2 separate regions of the Homo sapiens genome follow, and region 1 is linked to region 2. A link is an interaction called in ENCODE POLR2A ChIA-PET data of the cell type or tissue named here. Cell type or tissue: GM12878. All regions are shown on one strand. Links, peaks and the distances in the headings refer to the core of each region. The heading gives the core; the rest is flanking DNA.

Region 1 (5,000 bases), core at 1-5,000, 390 kb after region 2:
AAAACAGAGAGGCCGGGTAGATATCTGTCTTATTGGTGATGAAATAAAGGTCAGAATTCAGTTTTAAGTAAATACCTATTTTCTGGGTGCTGAATATACCTTCGATAAGTAGTACATTTGTAGTAAGTAACATTATCATACATTTTGTTTATCTGTGCTAGAATTCTTAAAACGCTAAAGGAATTTAGTAGGAGACGTGGAAATAGGGAAAGTCTCCTTGTAGTAGCAAGCATTGTGTTTTACAGTTTGGGGTGTTGGGGAGACTAGTTTTGGCTACTACAACTTAGATACTTCCTTGCCCCCTTGCTGAAGAAATTTAGGATTTTTGTATATTAACCTTGTATCTTTTAATCTTGCACAGTTCACTTATTAGTACATACTTGTTTTGTTTTCTTAGAATATTCTACATAATCTTGTCATCTGCAAATGCATTTTTACTTTGTTTATGGTCTTTGTGCCTTTTTTTTTGTCTTATGACATTAGCAAAGATTTCTGATACAGTGCTGGATAGAAATAAGAATGGGCCTCTTTGCTTTGTTCCTGAATTTAGAGGGAAAAGCATTTAATATTTCACCATTAAGAATGAAGTTAGCAGAGGTTTTGTGTTGAAGGTTTTGTCAATTTTGTCAGGTTGAGGAAGTCTTCTTGTGGTGTAGCAACTCTACCATGCTATGGAAAAGCTCTCTGCTAAGGTTATGTTCAGATGGCAAAATTCAGACAATAGTTCTTTGGGGTTTTTTTGTTTTTTTTTAAGATTTGTTTTACGGTGGGGACGTCTCAAGGCCAGGGGCAGGGAGAATGCCCGTCTTCTGGGAGAAAGTCCAGAACAGAGAGAAAGAGAAAAGGATACACAGGCATTTTTCTATAAATGGGAAGCTTAGAAGAAGGAGCAATTGCCATTGACAGGGATATTGTTTAAAAGAGGGAGGCAGCAAGAGGATATAGTGCTTAGGTGCTGGGATAGTGGTGAGGAGCAGGTGAGCCCTATGAGGATGATGCCAGAAGTGAGGGACACGGGCAGGAAATGAGACTTAGAGCACTAAATCAAAGGTCAGTGAAGGTCCAACTTCCTTCCCTATGGTTTTCTTAATTCATCCCTCACATTTAAATTAGCATAGCAACCTCCCAGTTTTCCCATAAAATACACTTGTACTTGAGAGAGAACAAATTTGCAAAGCGAAACCTAAATAATTAGACTAGCCATTGTTATTTTAGCTCCCCAAATGATAGTACAGAGCCTTTCACTCCAGGTGGAAGGAGATGGCCCAGGAAAGACATCAGGGAGTTCTGAGAACCTCTTGGAGTATTTTAATAATATAATTGGCAGTTTGGGTTTATTTTTGTTGAACTATTCTGGATACCTTTTCTTTATTAATGATCATGCAACAGGAAGTCCCTTTAAGGCACAAGCACTATCTTGAAATGCCAGTAGGTAGTTTCATGCCAGTCTGTTATCAACTATCATAGTAACTAAACTGCTTTGTCCCTCATTGAGGGCTTCTTAGGCCTGAACTGTTTGGTTAATGTGGTCTGTCAGGAGTTACAACATGTCTCGGTAACCTCTATGAGTTGAGTCTGTGTTACAGAATTGGAAATACCTAAACTTGTGCCCGTTACACCAAAGATTCTGATGAGGCCCAGAATAGGTAAAAAGTGCTCCTTTTTGTGGCAAGACTTGATAAAACAGCTAGACTTTCTAGTTGAATTTGAGGTGCCCTGGGCACTAAATGTCCATAGTACATAGGTCAGCTTGTATGGGTAGAAGGGAACAGGATCGCTGAATAAAATGTATAACCCTGCTGAGCAGGAGTTGTAACACAGAAGAATCAGTAGCCCAAGAGGTTGGAAGTTGGAGTTTCTAGGGGGCAAACTTATATCAGGGTGGACATTCTCAACAGGGGGGCATCATTGTATGTACTATCAGTTGGTGGCAGAGGCTGGGAAAGACATGAAATCCTTAAGGGGGAAGTTTAATATGGAAGCACCCAGTGAGGTCACGATGTCCTGCTTATAATTTCACACTCAAACCCACTAAATATTCTGACTCCTTCTCCCTCACGTGTCCGACCTCTGGCTCTTCTATGCCACTTTTAGCCACCTGTATTTCATTTGTAGTATCCCATTTAACTTCCCCAACTCCCCTCTCTTCTTTCTCACCTCCTGCCTTACCCCTCATGTTATCTGTTCGGGTCTGTTTGTAGCCTATGCTAACGTCATCATGCTTATGATTGACCACTTAACCAGAGAGTGTAGCAAGTTGTCAATATGAGTATTGAAATCCTCCAAGGGAGCAAGATATAGTTGTATGAGTAGTTGCCTGGGCTAGGGTATCTGTTAGTATTGCTGGAGGTTTAGTATGTAGGTGGCATTCTCTGTTACTAATACATAGATACAATCTATCAGGTTGAGTGAGGGGAAGCAGGAAATATAGGTAGTGACTGGAATAGTGAAATTAGAGTGTAAATAGTGAAAGTGGAGTGTGGGCTGTCAAAGAGTTGATGGGGCAGTGGAGTTATGATGAGTTATGTGGGGGCAGTTACAAGGGCAGTTACCATCTTGAGGGTGTTAGCGTCAAGGCTGGGACTGTCAGTTGTACTGAAATCATCATCTAGGATGCTTTGGTATGCTGGATGGATAGAAGCCCTAGGCTCGCACTTGAGAAATTATTATAAAAGTAACTCAGTATCCCTTTGCCTACAAGAGTTTTAGAATAATTTCAGATAGGGAAGCTATGCACTGATTACCCCTAAACAAGTGGGATCACAGCATGGGCAAAAAGGAGCCCAAGAAGTTTGGCATTGAGCTGGGGTAGTAGTATCCCAGACCCAGACCATGAGCCAAATGAGGTATAGACAGGCCAACTAGAGCCAGAATATTCCACAAAGATATTTTCAGGCCTGTGGTGCGTAGACTTTTGGCATGCCGAAGTGCCAGTTTATTATGGGAATCACAGGCATTGCCATCCCATATCCTGCAATAGTCTCCCATTCAATACCTCTGTAATAAGGTGGTTCCAGAACTGGCTTCCTGTCTAAGAATGTTGGTACTAGGAACTAACTTAAGATTTTTCTTTCCTCTTTGGAAGAACCATACAGTTGTGTATGTCAACCCAGGCAGAGAGACTAAGACCTTCATTTCCTATGAAGAGGGATCTCCAGTTAGCAGTCCTTTAAAACCATCATATTAGGAAAGGACTTTGGCAGAGACCTTCTGCATAGTCTTAGAGGGTGAGGGCCCTCAATTTTCTGTGGGTCCCATCCTGTTACCTACTTTCAACCTAGGCTCCTGTCCACCGTGGATCGCACCAATATCAAATGAGGAGGTGTCGTTAAGTGAGGGGGATTCTGTTTGGGTATTATAGACTCATAGATGGAAAGTATCTCATTTTGAGGCTAGAAAGGGGACAAAGGAAGCACTAATTGTGTTTTTTCAGATGTCATACAACTAAGGCAATCGGCAAAAGAGAGATCAATTTAAGAGACCATTGTCCATTTAGTAAGTTTAAGAGAGCATTGAACAAGCCATTATGCCTCTATTAGGCCTGCTTTCTGTGAACAGTACAACAGATGGGCCAGGCACTGGCTCACACCTGTAATCCCAGCATTTTGGGATGCTGAGACAGGCAGATTGCTTGAGCCTTGAGCCCAGGAGTTTGAGACCAGCCTGGGCAACATGGTGAAATCCTGTCTCTACAACAAATAAAAATGTTTGCAGGGCATGCTGGTGCGCTACTCAGGAAGCTGAGGTGGGAGGATCACTTAAGTACTGGAGGTTGAGGCTGTAGTGAGCTATAATTGCACCCCTGCACTCTAGCCTGGGGAACAGAGTGAGACCTTGTCTCAAAAAAAAAAAAAAAAGACAAATGGAAGCTCCAAGGTGATGCCTTGTTTGAAAAGGCCCATGCCCAGACTGAATGAGCGGTAACGTACGTACCCTGGTCAGAGTCGGTGTTACCAGAAGCCCAAAGGGAACTAACTGAGGGCTATAATAGTGGTGGTGTTGGCAGTAGTTGGGCAGGAAGGATAAGCCAAGAATGGGTCTGTATAACAATCAGTTGTGAGGGCATAGCGATTTGTGCCAGCAGATTGGGGCAGTGGCCCAATAAAATTGATTTGCCAGTGAGAAAAGGAGTGTTTACCTCTGGTATGGTGAGCCCCCACTGGTGATGATGCCGATGGCACGACAGGGCACAAAGAACATATTGGGAGGCTAGGGTTTGAGTAGGGCTAGTGGCATGGGGATGCAATGGCATTTGGGCCCAGGGACTGTGATGACCTTCTGCCTTCCTTTACTCTCTTCTCTGTAACCTTGACTTTCCAAACTCTGTTGGATTCATTTTCAGTTCTATTGAAGTACATCTGTGGGTAATTTTTAAGGTGTCAGACTTCTCTTTCAGAAGTTGGTGGCTGTTTTCTTCATTGTATTCTAATGCTACATTATTGTAGATAACCATGGTGTCACACTGGTTCTTGTTCTTATCTGTATATAGTTCCTGCTTCTGCCTTTTTTTTTTTTTTTTTTTTTCTTCTATTTCTCTGATTCCTTTTAACTTTCTCCTGGAAACCCTAATTACCTTTTTTCCATTTCTTAGTTGCTTGGTTCCACACACAGCTGGTTGCTCTGTGCGTGTATATACCCTTTAATTCTAATTCTTGGTTATCAGTGTTTTTGTATAGGGGTCCCAGTGCATAGTGTCGTTGCGACTTCTTGATAAAATAACAGGTTTGATGTCTTAGTAATTGCTTGTAGAACACTAATTTTAGTTTTTAAATACTCAATTTTAGTAACTCTATAGAATTCATACATTTCTACAAATGTAAGTCAATCGAGGGGAGTGTCATACCAATAGGAACCCCAAAAAGGACTTAAATTTTTCAGAAGTTTATAGCCCATGAGGAATCCCAAAGGCCATTGAAAACTGTTGGTCCCCGGTAACTGCTATATATCTGCCATTCCCCTAGCATTTGGGATAAAGGAGAGATGCTGTATTCACCATCTTG
Region 2 (8,616 bases), core at 1,935-6,934:
CATAACATATAATCTTCCAGAAGTCCTTGGGCGATTACTGAACTTTTAAACTTTTATTAGCTTTGATTGCAGGTGTGGGAAGGAACACTCTGTAAATGGCATTTGAAGGCAAATTCAATTTTCTTCTCATCAGTAATGTGGCCTTAAATTCTCCTAAGGCTACTAGTATTGATCTACTCATCTGTAGAGGCCATTCTTTATTTGGCATTGTGTCTAAAATAGGAACACTTGGTGTACATATGTCTTAACTTGAACAATTTTGTTTGAAATGCCCTTTCCAATTTGTTTTTGTCAAGTTTATAGAAACTTAAAAGTACAAAAAGCAAAGTGACCTTTTGAAGTTTTCCAAATCCACAAAGAAATGATAATTGGATGGGTTTGGGCAAGAACTCTGGCATATTGCCATCGTTTTGGAGCATGGGAGAAATACCCCTTTGGAGTACCCGTTAAGGACTTTTCTGGAAACCCTTGGTATTTTTGTCACTTCAACCTCTTTTTGTTTCAGGGTGAAAAGATCTTCTACCTGATCCGCCCAACAAATGCCAATCTGACTCTCTTTGAGTGCTGGAGCAGTTCCTCTAATCAGAATGAGATGTTCTTTGGGGACCAGGTGGACAAGTGCTACAAGTGTTCCGTGAAGCAAGGACAGACACTTTTCATTCCCACAGGTCTTCCCTTGGGTGCTTCTGGGAGGGTTTGGGGAGGGTGGAAAGAAGAAGGGAGCTTTTGGCCCCACAGCATATTAATCTGATTACGTGGGATGTCTTTCTCATATCAGCGAAAGGCGCAGAACTGGGCTTCAAGAAATTTCATGTGGTAGTCAGTGGGCAGCATGGTCACCTGGGGAGGCTGAAAGTGGGGAATGTCCAGGAGGAGGCTGATGGACTTCTTTGTCCTGGGTTGATGTCATCTGGGTGAACAGAGAACATGACTCTAAGCCCCGTAACTCTAGGGATAGTGCCTGGGAGGCTGGCATTCTAGGCTCTAAGTCAGAATGACCTGTGGTGGGGATAGTGCTTTTTTTCCCTAAACAGTTTGTACCTGGGCTTCACTCTTAGAATTATGAATTCTTAGGTCTTGGGTGGGATCTGAGTATATTTATTGTGAAAAAATCCCCCAGTTGTCTCAATTTGGGGAGAGTTGACATCTTTACTTGATTAGGTCTTATATGAATACAGGGTATCTCTCCATTTATTTAGATTTTCTTTGATTTCTTTAATCAGAATTAGTGTTAAATTTTCTTAAAATGTATAGTAGAATTCTCTAGTGCAATCACATATGCCTGGAGATTTGTTTTCTTGGGAAGTTTTAAATTAACATTCAATTTAAAAAATCTTTAAGGTTATTCAGATTTTCTATTTCATATTAAATAAGTTGCGATCATCTGCTCTTCAAGGAATTGGTCTATTTAATCTAAATTGTCAAATATATGTGTGGAGTTGTTCATAGTGTTTTCTTTTTTTTGAGATGGAGTTTCACTCTTGTCACCCAGGCTGGAGTGCAGTGATGCGATCTCGTCTCACTGTGACCACTGCCTGCATCCCAGGCTCAAGAGATTCTCTTGCCTCAGCCTCCTGGGTAGCTGGGATTACAGGCTTGCACTACCACGCCCGGCTAATTTTTGTATTTTTAGTAGAGATGGGGTTTTACCATGTTGGCCATGGCTGGTCTCGAACTTCTGACCTTGACCTCAGGTGATCCACCCGCCTCAGTCTCCCAAAGCGCTGGGATTATAGGCGTGAGCCACCGCACCCAGCCATAGTATTTTCTTATTACCCTTTTGATGTCTTCCAAGTCTCTAGTGGTATTCTTTGTATCATTCCTGACGTTAGTTATTTGTGCTTTCTCTTTTGTTTGTGTCAATTTTCTATAGGTTGGTCAATTTTATTGATCTTTCCAAAGAGCCACTTTTTTTTTTTTTTTTTTTTTTTTTTTTTTTTTTTTTCTGAGACAGAGTCTCACTCTGTCACCCAGGCTGGAGTGTAGTGGTGCGATCCCGGCTCACTGCAACCTCCGCCTCCCAGGTTCAGGTGATTCTCTTGCCTCAGCCTCCTGAGTAGCTGGGATTACAGGTGCCTGCTGCCACGCCTGGCTAATTTTTGTATTTTTGGTAGAGTTGGGGTTTCACCGTGTTGGCCAGGATGGTCTTGATCTCCTGACCTCATGATCTGCCTGCCTTGGCCTCCCAAAGTGCTGGGATTACAGGGGTGAGCCACCGCACCCGGCCCACTTTTGGTTTTATTGATTTTTCTCTGTTGTCTTTTTGTTTTCAGTTGTGTTGATTTCTGCTTTTATCTTTATTTTTCCTTCCCTCTGCTTGCTTTGGGTTTATTTTGTTCTTTTTCTAGTCTTGAGATGAGAGCTTAGTTTATTGATTTCAGGCTTTCCCTAAATTTCCCTCTCAGCATTGATTTAGGTGTGTCACACAAATATTGACATGTTGTATTTTCATTAAGTTAAATGAGGTTTTGAAAAATTGAGATACATCTTAAATATTGTAAAATTTACCATTTTAAAGGGTACAATTCAGTTCTTTGTATATTTACAAGGTTGTGCAACATCACTGCTATTTAATACCAGAGAATGTTCATTATGTTATTTATCTCCTTTTTGAGATGGAGTCTCACTCTGTTACCCAGGCTGGAGTGCAGTGGCACAATCTCGGCTTACTGCAACTTCCGCCTCCCGGGTTCAAGTGATTCTCCTGCCTCAGCCTCCCGAGTAGCTGGGACTACAGGCTTGTGCTACCACACCCGGCTAATTTTTGTGTTTTTAATAGAGATGGGGTTTCACCCATGTTGGCCAAGCTGGTCTTGAACTCCTGACCTCAGGTGATCCACCCGTCTCAGCCTCCCAAAGTGCTGGGATTACAGGCGTGAGCCACTGTGCCCGGCCCGAATGTTCATTGTTTTTTAAAAAAACCCTATACTCATTAGCAGTCACTCTTTATTCATTTGTCTGCCAGCCCTTGACAACCCCTTTTTCACTTCATTTGTGTATGGATTTGCCCTTCTGAATATTTCATATAGATGGAATGTTGTAATATGTTGTCTTTTGTGTCTAGCTTCTTTCACTTGTAATGTTTTCAAGAATCATCCATGTTACAGCATTTATCAGTATGTCCAGGCTGGAGTGCAGTGGCGCGATCTTGGCTCACTGCAACCTCTACCTCCCAAGCTGAAGCGATTCTCCTGCCTCAGCCTCCTGAATAGCTGGGATTACAGGCACCTGCCACCACTGGCCTGGGTAATTTTTGTATTTTTAGTAGAGATGGGGTTTCACCATATTGGCCAGGCTGGTCTCGAACTCCCAACCTCAGGTGATCCACCCACCTAGGCCTCCCAGAGTGCTGGGATTACAGGCGTGAGCTACTCCTGCTCCCTGGCGAGTGCATCTTTTTTTTTTTTTTTTTTTTTTTGACGGAGTATTGCTCTGTTGCCAGGCTGGAGTGCAGTGGTGCAGTGGCGCGATCTCCACTCACTGCAACCTCCGCCTCCCAGGTTCAAGCGATTCTCTGGCCTCAGCCTCCCGCATAGCCGGGACTACAGGCATGCGCCACCATGCCCAGCTAATTTTTGTGTTTTTAGTAGAGACGGGGTTTTACCATGTTGGCCAGGATGGTCTCAATCTGTTGACCACGTGATCTGTCTGCCTCAGCCTCCCAAAGTGCTGGGATTACAGGTGTGAGCCACTGCGCCGACCACTTCGTTCTTTTTAACAGCTGAATAATATTCTGTGGTGTGGATATGCCACATTTTGTTTATCCATTAGTCAGTTGATAGACATTTGAGTTGTTTGCACTTTTTGGCTGTTATGAATAGTGTTGCTATGAACATTCGTGTACGAGTTATTGTGTGAACGTAAGTTTTCATTTCTCTTGGGTATATATCTAGGAGGGGAATTGCTGAGTCATATGTAACTCTGTGTTTAACTTTTTGAGGAACTGACAAACTGTTTTCAAAGCAGCTACATGTACCATTTTATATTCTCAACAGTAATGTATGAGAATTTCAGTGTCTTCACATCTTCCCCCAATGCTTATTGCTGTCTCTTTATGATTATAGCCATCCTAATGGGCGTAAAGTGGTATCTCATTGAGGTTTTGATTTCTGTTTTCTGGATGACCTTTGATGTTTAACATCTTTCCAAATGTTCATTGGACACTTGTATAGTTTTTTTTGGAGAAATATCTATTTAAATCTTTTGCCCATTCTTTAATTAGATTGTCTCTTCATTGTTGAGTTACAAGAATTTATATACTTTGGATACTAGACTTTTACCAGATATGTGATTTGCAAATATTTTCTCTCATTCTTGGGGTTGTCTTGTCACTTTTTTGATAGTGTCCTATGAAGGACAAAAGTTACAAATTTTGATGCCCAATTTATCTATTTTTTTTTCTTTATTTGCTTATGCTTTTGGTGTCTAAGAGGCTTGCTTAATTCAAGGTCATGAAGATTTATGCCTATGTTTTCTTCTAAGCATTTTATAGTTTTAGTTCTTACATTTAGATCTTTCATCCATTTTGATTTATATTGATTTTGTGTATGGTATGAGGTAAGGGTCCAATTTCTTTCTTTTGTATGTAGTTCTAGTTGTCCCAGAACCTTTTGAAAAGACTGTTCTTTCCCCATTGAATTGTCTTGACACCTGTGTCAAAAATCTGTTGACCAAAGATAAGGGTTTATTTCTGGACCTTGAATTCTATTCTGTTGATCCTTCTAACAGTGTCACACCATCTCAATTATTGTACATTTGTAGTAAGTTTTGAAATTGGGAAGTGCCAGTGCTCCAACTTTTTCTTTTTCAGGATTATTTGGCCCCTTGAATTTTTTTTTTTTTTTTTTTTTGAGATGAAGTTTTGTTCTTGTTGCTGAGGCTGGAGTGCAATGGTTGCGGTCTCAGCTCACTGCAACCTCAGCCTCCTGGGTTCAAGCGATTCTCCTGCCTTAGCCTCCCGAGTAGCTGGGATTACAGGCACCCGTCACCATGCCCGGCTAATTTTTTCGTATTTGCAGTAGAGACGGGGTTTCACCATGTTGGCTCAGCTGGTCTCGAACTCTAGACCTCAGGTGATCCACCTGCCTTGGCCTCCCAAAGTGCTGGGATTACAGGCGTCAGCCACAGGGCCCAGCCGGTCCCCTGAATTTTCATAAGAATTTTTTGGTTCAGCTTTCATATAGGTTTTCTAGTTATTTTGTAGTGTTTGCTCTAATTATTACTTTATACATACATAGCATATCACAGTCTACTAGTATTTACATATTACCTGTTTGAGGGAAGGGTTGAAACCATACCTCTTTTTTTTGAGACAGAATCTCATTCTGTCACCCAGCCTGGAATGCAGTGGTAAGATGACAGCTCACCACAGCCTTGACCTCCCAGGCTCAAGCAATCCTCCCACCTCAGCCTCCCAAGTAGCTGGGACCACAGATGTACACTACCACGTCTGGCTGATTTTTTTAGTTTTAGTGGAGATGGGGTTTTGCCATGTTGCCCAGGCTGGTCTTGAACTCCTGAGCTCAAGTGATCCACCCACCTCGGCTTCCTAAAGTGCTGGGATTATAGGCGTGAGTCACCGCACCGGGCCCAAAACCTTACCTCTTTTTACATCCCTTTATCCTTCGCATTTTTCTACAATTAGTCATGTTTTACATTTTTCCATGTATTTGTCTTAAATATTTCTCTTCATACATTGATTATGAGATTGACGTGCTACCCACTACACCAAGAGGGCTACTATCCTCTGCGTATGTTGAGAACTGTATCACAAAGTTTTATAATTTTTGCTTTCCCTATGAAACATAATTTAGAAAACTCAAGAGAAGGAAATTCTATGGTATTCACCCATGTTTTTACTCATCTGTTTATTCTGTTTTCCTTTCTGGTCTTTAGAGTTTCAGGGTAGGTCTACTGTCGACAAGTTCTTAGTTTTTTTCCATCAGTAAATGTCTTGATTTTTTTTTTCTTTCATTCCTGAAGGATATTTTTCTGGATATAGAACTCTGGGTTAATAGTTCTTTTCTTTCAACACCTAAAGAATGTTTTGCTGTTTCGTTCTGGCCTCTGTGGTTTCTGATGAGATTTTGGCTATCATCTGAATTGTTTTTCCCCTATAGATAATGTATCATTTCTTGATGCTTTCATTCTTTTTTTTTTTTTTTTTTAAGTTTTCTGCAGTTTGGCCATGCTGTGTTTTTTTTGGTGTGGATTTCTTTGGGTTTATAATGCTGAATGTGTTCACTGAGCTTCTTGAATGTGTAGGTTTATGTCTTTTGCTGTATATGTGAAATTTTTAGCCATTATTTCTTTTCCTTTTTTTTTCTTTTCTTTCTTTCTTTCTTTTTTTTTTTTGAGAGGGAGTGTCACTCTGTTGCTCAGGCTGGAGTGTAGTGGAGCGATCTCGGCTCACTGCAGTGTCCGCCTCCCGAGCAGCTGGGATTACAGGCATGTGCCACCATGCCCTGCTAATTTTTGTATTTTTAGTACAGACAGGGTTTCACCATATTGGCCATGCTGGTCTTGAACTCCTGACCTCAGGTGATCTGCCTGCCTTGGCCTCCCAAAGTGCTGGGATTACAGGCATGAGCCACCGCGCCAGGCTGCCATTATTTCTTGAAATACTTTTTTAGACTCATGCTCTAACTTCTGCTGGATCTCTGATTACATGAATGTTTTGTATCTTGTCTTAGTCCCGCAAGTCCTTGAGTTTATTTTTCTGTGTCTTTTTTCTCTTTGTTCAAGTTCAGATTGGGTAATTTCGGTTTCTCTGTCTTTGCATTTTCTGTTTCTTTCTTCTGTTGTCTCCATTCTTCTGTTGAGTTTGTCAATTGCATTAATTTTAGATACAGTATTTTTTTTTTTTTGACACAGAGTTTCTCTCTAGCACCCAGGCTGGAGTGCAGTGGCGTGATCTCAACTCACTGCAACCTCTGCCTCCTGGGTTCCAGTGATTCTCCTGCCTCAGCCTCCCAAGTAGATTACAGGCACGCACCACCATGCCCGGCTAATTTTTATATTTTTAGTAGAGACAGGGTTTCACCATGCTGATCAGGCTGGTCTGAAGCTCCTGACCTCGTGATATACCCACCTCGGCCTCCCAAAGTGCTGGGATTACAGGCGTGAGCCACCACAGCTGGCCCAGATACAGTACTTTTCATTTCTAAAATTTTCTTTTGTTTCTTGTGTATTTCTTTGCTGAGAATTTCTATTTCCTATTTTTGTGTCAAGCATGTTTGGAATTGCTCACTAAGGTATTCTTATGATGATTTCTTATGATGATTTCTTTCAAATTCTTGTTACATAATTCTATATTTGTCTAACCATATATTGTCTTATATATATTGGATTGTCTATTGTTTTACAAGTCTGTTTTTCTCTTCAATTATCAATATTATTGATACGATTTCATTGGTTTTTTAGAATGTTTAATACATGGTGAGGCAGGTCATTCACTCCCACCCAACTCCCACCCCCATCTGCTTTTCTCTTTTATAGTTTTCTGTTCCCAGGCATTTATTCATCCATCTTTGAATCCTTTGCCTGGTCTAGTCCATAATGACTTTTCTATACTGGGCATTTAGTAACTGATGGATTGAATTTGCCCATTAGCGGTTTGAGTTAATTAATTGACATCTTGGTAGAAATGCCCACACACCGGGTGCAATCTACTTAGGGCCACAAGCATTGAGTGTCTACTGTGTGCCCTGGTATTGGGCTAAGTGCTAAGGACAAAAGATTGATAGGCTGTTTCAGTATAATATTCTACTAGCCACAATAGCACCAATAGGGGTATTCACCACTAGTTTTGGAAGCACAGAGAAGAGTGCTTAGTCTAGCCATAGGTTTGTGAAAGTCTTAGGAGAGCAACACTAGAAGGGTGAGTAGGGATTAACTATGAAAAGAAAGACAGGAATGGCATTTCAGACATAGGGAAAGGTGGAAGAAAACCAAAACTGTGTGAAGCAGCTTATGGATACTAGAGCTTAAAGAGCAAGGGCTGGGGTGGATGAAAGTGAAAAGGTAGGCCGACTGAACTTACCACAGAGGCGATTGAGGGCCATTGAAGGTTTATTTAGTTTCTAATGAAATATTTCAGATGTACCAAAAGATATAAAGAACAATATAGGCCGGGTGCAGTGGCTCATGCCTGTCGCTGAGGCTGGAGTGCAATGGTGCGATCTCGGCTCACTGCAACCTCTGCCTCCCGGGTTCAAGTGATTCTCCTGCCTCAGCCTCCCGAGTAGCTGGGATTACAGGTGCCTGCCACCATGCCCAGCTAGTTTTTGTATTTTTAGTAGAGACGGGGTTTCGCCATGTTGGTCAGGCTGGTCTCAAACTCCTGACCTCAGGTGACCCACCCGCCTCGGCCTCCCAAAATGCTGGGATTACAGGCATGAGCCACTGTGCCTGACCCTAATTTATATTTTAGATATATCGCTTAGGAATGGATGTGAAGGATAGATTTGAGATTATTGTAGAGCAGTGGTTTGCAAACAGTCGGTATTCCTTTATACTCTTAAAAACTATTAAGGACCCAGAAGAGCTTTTTATTATGTGGTTTATATTTATCAATTTTTACCATATAAATTAAAATAGAAAATTTAAAAGTACTTG

What was found. ChIA-PET counts read pairs that join two places held together with the same protein. Peaks named below come from ENCODE experiments on the same cell type or tissue, not always from the same donor. Only the 100,000 strongest peaks of a DNase experiment are listed, where the experiment ranks them.
Region 1: POLR2A ChIA-PET joins it to region 2 with 5 read pairs; 2 of 35 experiments call an interaction of 5 or more read pairs at or near these places.

What each region holds. Positions count from the first base shown.
Region 1 is chrX:53,619,115-53,624,114 of GRCh38, reverse strand. The region is part of intron 19 of HUWE1 (HECT, UBA and WWE domain containing E3 ubiquitin protein ligase 1); the gene reads left to right. Among named protein-coding and RNA genes, the nearest start is that of MIRLET7F2, 64 kb to the right of the region's middle. In GM12878, for the core only: no CTCF peak of the experiment used is centred there; no DNase peak of the experiment used is centred there.
Region 2 is chrX:54,003,174-54,011,789 of GRCh38, reverse strand. PHF8 (PHD finger protein 8) reads left to right here. Exons shown (of 22, transcript NM_015107.3): 8 at 506-668. Among named protein-coding and RNA genes, the nearest start is that of PHF8, 37 kb to the left of the region's middle. RefSeq lists a silencer at 3,827-4,027. In GM12878, for the core only: no CTCF peak of the experiment used is centred there; a DNase peak (open chromatin) is centred at 4,040.